2 separate regions of the Mus musculus genome follow, and region 2 is linked to region 1. A link is a contact called in ENCODE Hi-C or POLR2A ChIA-PET data. All regions are on one chromosome and are shown on one strand. Each heading gives the region's core, a stretch centred on a gene start or an enhancer-like site at or near the end of the contact. The rest is flanking DNA. Distances are from core to core; before and after follow the strand shown.

Region 1 (2,772 bases), core at 236-2,735:
TGTTTTGCTTTTGAGACAGGATCTTACTGTGTAGCCCCAGCTGGCCTTGAAGTCACAGAGATCTTCCTACCTCTAACTCCTGAGTGCTGGGTTTAAAGGCATGTGCCACCATGCAGAGCCTCATCTTCTGCTTTTAAGAAAGAGAAAAGAACACTGTACAGAAATGAACAGTAGCCATGTTTGTCCAGAATGCTTCTTTTTCTTTTTTCATTTGTGCAATGGTAATATACTGTTTTAAACATCTAACCTTTTATGTTCATGGATTTGATTTCAAACACGAATAAAGTAATCTCTGAATATTGAAAAGGAAATCAAAAGAAATTACATATTTCATGTTCCTCAATCAAAATGCCAGGGAGTGTATTTTTTTAACTCCTTCAATTACAAAAATGTTTTGAGATTTATTTTATGAGTGTAACAGAGCTTCAGACTTAGTGGGCCCCAAGACTTTAGCACAACTGACTCCATGATGGAAGTATCATTCAGGCAGACAGCACCACCTGCCAAAGCTAAAACAGAGGCCAGGTGTACTAATCTTATTTTTGGCTTCTGTGAGCCTGCTTTTGGCTAACTGTTCTTGTTAACTGAAGAATGCCAACCCAGAACATGGTTTTTGTGTTTAAAAGCTCACTCTGAGAAAAGCTAAGTGCTACACTGAACACCCACTGTAGTTGACAGCCAGGCTAATAAAGACTTTCTATTGGCTGAAACCCCTGTGCAAGCTGTCTTCTCTATGTGTGTTTTGTCAGTATGTGTGCACATGTACCAGGTCTGTACCTCATGAGTAACAATGTCAAAAGAAGGTATTGGATCCCCTGGAACTGAGTTAATCATGGTTGTGAGCCACCATGTGGATCCTGGGAACCATCCGGGGCCCTTTGCAAGAGCAGCAAGTGCTCTCAACCCCTGAGCCAGCTCCTCAACCCCACATTACTGTTGTTGTCATTATTTTTATTTTTATTATTATATTTTGGATTTTTGAGGCAAGGTCTCTTTGCATAGCTCTGGCACCCTTGGAACTCACTATGTGGAGCTAGCCTCACAGAGATGGGCCTGCCTCTGCCTCCTGAGTGCAGGAAACAAAGGCATAAACAACTACATCTGGCTATTATTATCATCATCATCATCATTATTTATTATTATTATTTTGGAGAGAAGATCTCAAACAGTAGCTCAGGCTAACTTTAAACTTATGGCAATCCTCCTGCTTCAGCTTGTCAAATGCTAGGATTTCAGGCATGTATTACTCTTAAAAAATAGCCTTTTGGTATGATTCATGTACAAAGATTAAATGTAATTCGACATAACATGTTCTTCCATGAGGAGTGTGTATAGGCTGTCAAGGGCTGGGGAATCTGGGGCAGAGGAGCAGAGAGGCGGGAACGCAGCGGGAGGGAGGCATCTAAGTGACTACTGAGTAGTGGCATGCCCTTGGCGACGCTCTCATTAGCCAGTTACAGGAGGAGGGGCGGGGTGATCTGGCTCAGCCTGGACTCTGCGGCCATTAAACCAGTCCCCATTGCGCTGGCCTCCACTTGCCTACTTGGGGCGCGAGGAGGTTGGAGAGTTTTTTTCTGGGACCCAAGCAAAGGTGAGAAGCCCGGGTGCCTCTGCGGGTCCCCGAGGGCTGTCTGGGAGGCGGAGAGTGTTTCGGCTGCGTAAACAAGCCAGGCGAGAGCTGCCACCTGTCTGCCATCCGCCGTACGCGGAGAAAAGGAGCCAGGGGCGCACGAATGCCTGCCTGGCCAGGAACCCTGCTGGTGACCAAGGATCCCGTGAGCCGCTTCTGCCCTACAGAGAGGGATTTGTCTATTCAAGGGCAAGCTCAGGTCAGAGCGGAGGAGAGCGAGAAAGTTGGAGAAGTTTGGTGGAAGTTTCTGGAGGGCTCTGCTAAAAGCTACCCTGCTCCTGGAGACTTGCTAGAGACTTAATGAGCTTTGCTCCCCTCTGTGTCTTAGGCATCCACGCTGCTGCTAAGCTGAAATTGAAGCTCACACATCCTGGAAAATGCTAGCACCCATAGTAAGTACAGCGTGAGAAGCCAAGGGTGGGCCAGGGATGGGTGTAGTGTTTTAATGGTGACTCTTGTTTTCTCCGGGTCTGACTCGCTGTTTTGAAGAGAGGAGCTTTGTAGTGAGGAAGCTACATTTGAACCCTTGGGGGATCAGGTATGAGCTGTGGGTCAGCTGCCACCTGTTGAGCCTCAGCAGTTGGCTGCCACCCTGCTTGAAACATGCTCAATAGAAAGCAGTAGAGGGGGGGAAGTTGGGGGCTGGGTCTTCTTACCAAACCCGGACCCTGGGCAGGTTCCTGGGTCGAATGTCTGAAGTTGATTCTGCTTATTTTTGTCTTGTCAGCTGACCCATGGCCATCCCTGCTGCCAGCAAACACTCAGCTCTGGCTTTTCCTTCATTTCTTCCCTCCATCCCCCCTTCTCTTTTCTTTCTGATTTTTGTTTTGCTTTTGTTTTTGAGACAAGGCTTCAGGTAGCCCAGACTGGCCTCAAACTTCCTATTTAGCGAGGACAGTTTCTTCCTTCTGGTTTCTCTGCCCCCACCTCTTGAGTGCTGGAATTATAGGTGTGAGGCCCCATACCCAGTTTTGTGAAGCCCTCCTGCATGGTAGGCAAGCACTCTACCGACTGAGCCACATCCCAGCCCCCGGCATCTTTGTTAACCCATGATGTCTTGAGATTGGAACAGGGCAAATGTCTTCTTCATTTTAACAAGACTGTTGATTTGGTTCAGGTTTTTGCAGACAACCCTCTTGGGA
Region 2 (2,700 bases), core at 42-2,541, 50 kb after region 1:
GGATCACTGAATAAGATAATTGGAGCCCTGTCTTTCTCTTCAGCAGGCTCAGCACAGTGGGTGCTCCACAGAGGGTGTGCAGACAAGCTGGAAGGGGAACCTGGGGCAGTGTCACAGGGTCAGCCCTTATAGGTGGCTTGTCAACTCCCAGTGGCAATCAGAGAGCCCAGACCACTCCGAGGAGCCCTCCAGGTGGCGGTCTTAGCTTGCGAAGCAACAGGCTGTGGGGACCTAGGAGGTTTCAGGTGCTTCAGCCCTGTTGCTCAGGCACCTGGGGGGCGGGGGTGGGGGTGGGGGAGGAGCCAGAGGCCAGGATCTCTACATGGCATGGCAGCTTGGCAGGCAGCCCAGTGGCTTCCAGTTCCCAGGCTCTTGGCAGAATGTGTTAATTAACTGCTCTGATGGAGGTCTCTAAGGAGGAGAGAACCAAGCAGGGGAAAGTAATAATTAGTGCTCATTAGTGGTAGTGCCTGCTGGGAGTTTGGCCTTCTGAAAACGTGGCTGGGCTTCAGAAAGTCTCCTGGGCACTGAACAGGGGGAGGGAGAGAGGAATCCACATTCTCCCTGACTAGGAGGGTTTCCCTCAGGCTTGGAGAAGGGGCTGCCCTTAGTCATTAGTGTCCCTCATAGCAATCCACCTCCATTCTTCTAGCCATCTATCCCAGAAGAGGCGTATTGAATAGGCAAGGATCCTGGAAGCCCGACCAATCACTTGCAGGCTGGAATTTAGCTGATTGGTCGTTTTATTACGCTTACTCACCGGGTGGAAGACTGGCGGCTGCAGGATGAAGCTGTCAGGAATCGGGTCCAGGTGTTCGTCAGTTGACATGGGGGAGGGGCAACTTCAACTCAGCCTCTGATCCTGATTCCAGCAACGCGATTCCCCACGGAATGGACTCACTTTTCCCAGCCTCTGCAACAGCTATCCAAGCTGTTAGTCTTACTTGTTCGCTATGGAGTTCTAATGCTTCTTGGAGCCGACCTGGGAGGGGCACTGGCCCACCTCTAGGAACCACATCAACCCCCGCTATGATGGTACAGCAGCAGCTTTGCTGGACTGGACCTGCTAGCAGAAACTCCCGCGCGTCCAGGGGCGGGTAGCTGGCACTCACTCATGGACTTGCTAACTAGCCCATCTGTGTCTGTGTCTGAAGCACTTGGCCACTTCAAAGGGAAGCCTAGGGCCGGCTCATTTCAGCGAGGGCTTTTGTTTCCTGGGGCTCACCTGGGCCTTCAGCGGATAGTAGGAAGGGAAGCTGCTGCTGCTGGTGGTACACGTGTGCAGGTTCCTTAAGAGGCCCCGCCCCCAGGTTCCTGGCTCCTCCCGCATTCATTCCCTGGTTGCTTTCCCCTCTCTTCCCCTTTCCCCCAAGTTGTTCAGTCCCTTGAGGCCATTTCAGCATTAGCTGCAAATGCCAGGGACCAGCTAGGGTCACAAGAAAGTGGAGTGACAAAGGCCAGGCAGAGGAGGGCTCCCTTGGTCTCAGACAAAGCAGCACTGGCTAGAGGGAACACAGCCTCTGCTCTTACATGCTGTGTCCTTCCACAAGTCACTTCTCCTTGAGCCTCCCTTTGTTCATCCCGGTGTCACAAGGGTGACCATGGCTGGGCTTTGTGTTTGAGCCTGGACCCATATTGCTGTTTTAGGAGAGGCCTCTAGGCCTGGCTCAGATTCCAGTTAAAGTTCCTCTTTCAAAATAGCATAACTCCTCAACTTTAGCCTACGTTGGGAGGTTTCCTGATCTAACTATGGGGTCAGACTTGGCAGCAGGGAATTCCTGGTATGTCAGCTACACAGGGTGTTGGTACAGTCGTTCCAGGGATAAGAGCGCCATGTGAGGGGCCTGGCGGAGGGATTGGGCAGGTCTACCTCACCTGATCTCCCCACCTAGAAGTTTGCCAGAAAGGTGAACTGTGGCGTCTCCACCCCGGGACCTACTGGAGAAAGCTCTTTGGGAGTGAAGTCCAGGAAATGGCCTTGCAGGCAATTCTACTGAGCATTAATGAGAAACCCTGACTTGGGTTCTAACTGAAAGCACTTTGGGTGCCAAGCAAGGAGTTTGTTCAGCTGTGGCTGGGTAGGTGTGGCAGGAGAGCTGAAGGTGTTTCTGTGGGAAATCCAATCCTGGGTGTGTTCAGAAAGAGATATGTTCGCCACAGTGGGGAGGAGAAACGGCAGGTGGAGAGACCAGTTGAGCCAGGCTATAGTGCCCTGCACTGTAGTCAGATCTGGGTCCCCAAGGCTAGTGGTGCCCTTCCCCCACCCCACATCAGCCCTGCTGGGAAATGAGGGAGGAGGGTGCACTCATTTACTTGGGTTGTCATAACAAAATACAACAGATTGGGTGGGGTGTAAACAACAGAACTCTATTTTGTCTCTGTTCTAGAAGTTCAAGATCAAAGTGTTGTCTGGGACCTCTGTTGTGGGTTGGCAGCCAGCCTTGTTCTCATACAGTTGTCTCTGCTGGGAGGGTCTTGGACGATTGCAGAATACCTTAAGAATCCATTCCGCAGACCAAGAAAGGGACCTTCTTCACCTGGGAGTCAGTTGACAACATCTGGACACTTGATGGAATAATTAGAGGGTGTGAACATTAGGAGAAAAACTAGTCAGGACGAATGGACAAAGTTGGCAGCTGGCCCACCACCATTCAGCTTAGCTGGAATTATTTTTATGTATGTGGGTATTAGGTAGTCCAG

What was found. A loop is a pair of places that touch in the nucleus more often than their neighbours do. ChIA-PET counts read pairs that join two places held with the same protein, here RNA polymerase II (POLR2A).
Region 2: POLR2A ChIA-PET joins it to region 1 with 11 read pairs in embryonic stem cell. The contact joins the promoter of Lgals12 here to the promoter of Plaat3 in region 1. A Hi-C loop is called at or near these places in 7 of 37 maps with a recorded cell type or tissue (adrenal gland, gastrocnemius and heart). POLR2A ChIA-PET finds 5 or more read pairs at or near these places in 4 of 5 experiments (Patski and embryonic stem cell).

The regions. Positions count from the first base shown.
Region 1 is chr19:7,555,974-7,558,745 of GRCm38, forward strand. It overlaps Plaat3 (phospholipase A and acyltransferase 3), which reads left to right and starts at 1,486. Exons shown (of 5, transcript NM_139269.2): 1 at 1,486-1,591; 2 at 1,959-2,022. The coding sequence starts at 2,008.
Region 2 is chr19:7,605,902-7,608,601 of GRCm38, forward strand. Lgals12 (lectin, galactose binding, soluble 12) reads right to left here and starts at 1,292. Exons shown (of 10, transcript NM_001356574.2): 1 at 1,226-1,292; 2 at 761-922. The coding sequence starts at 829.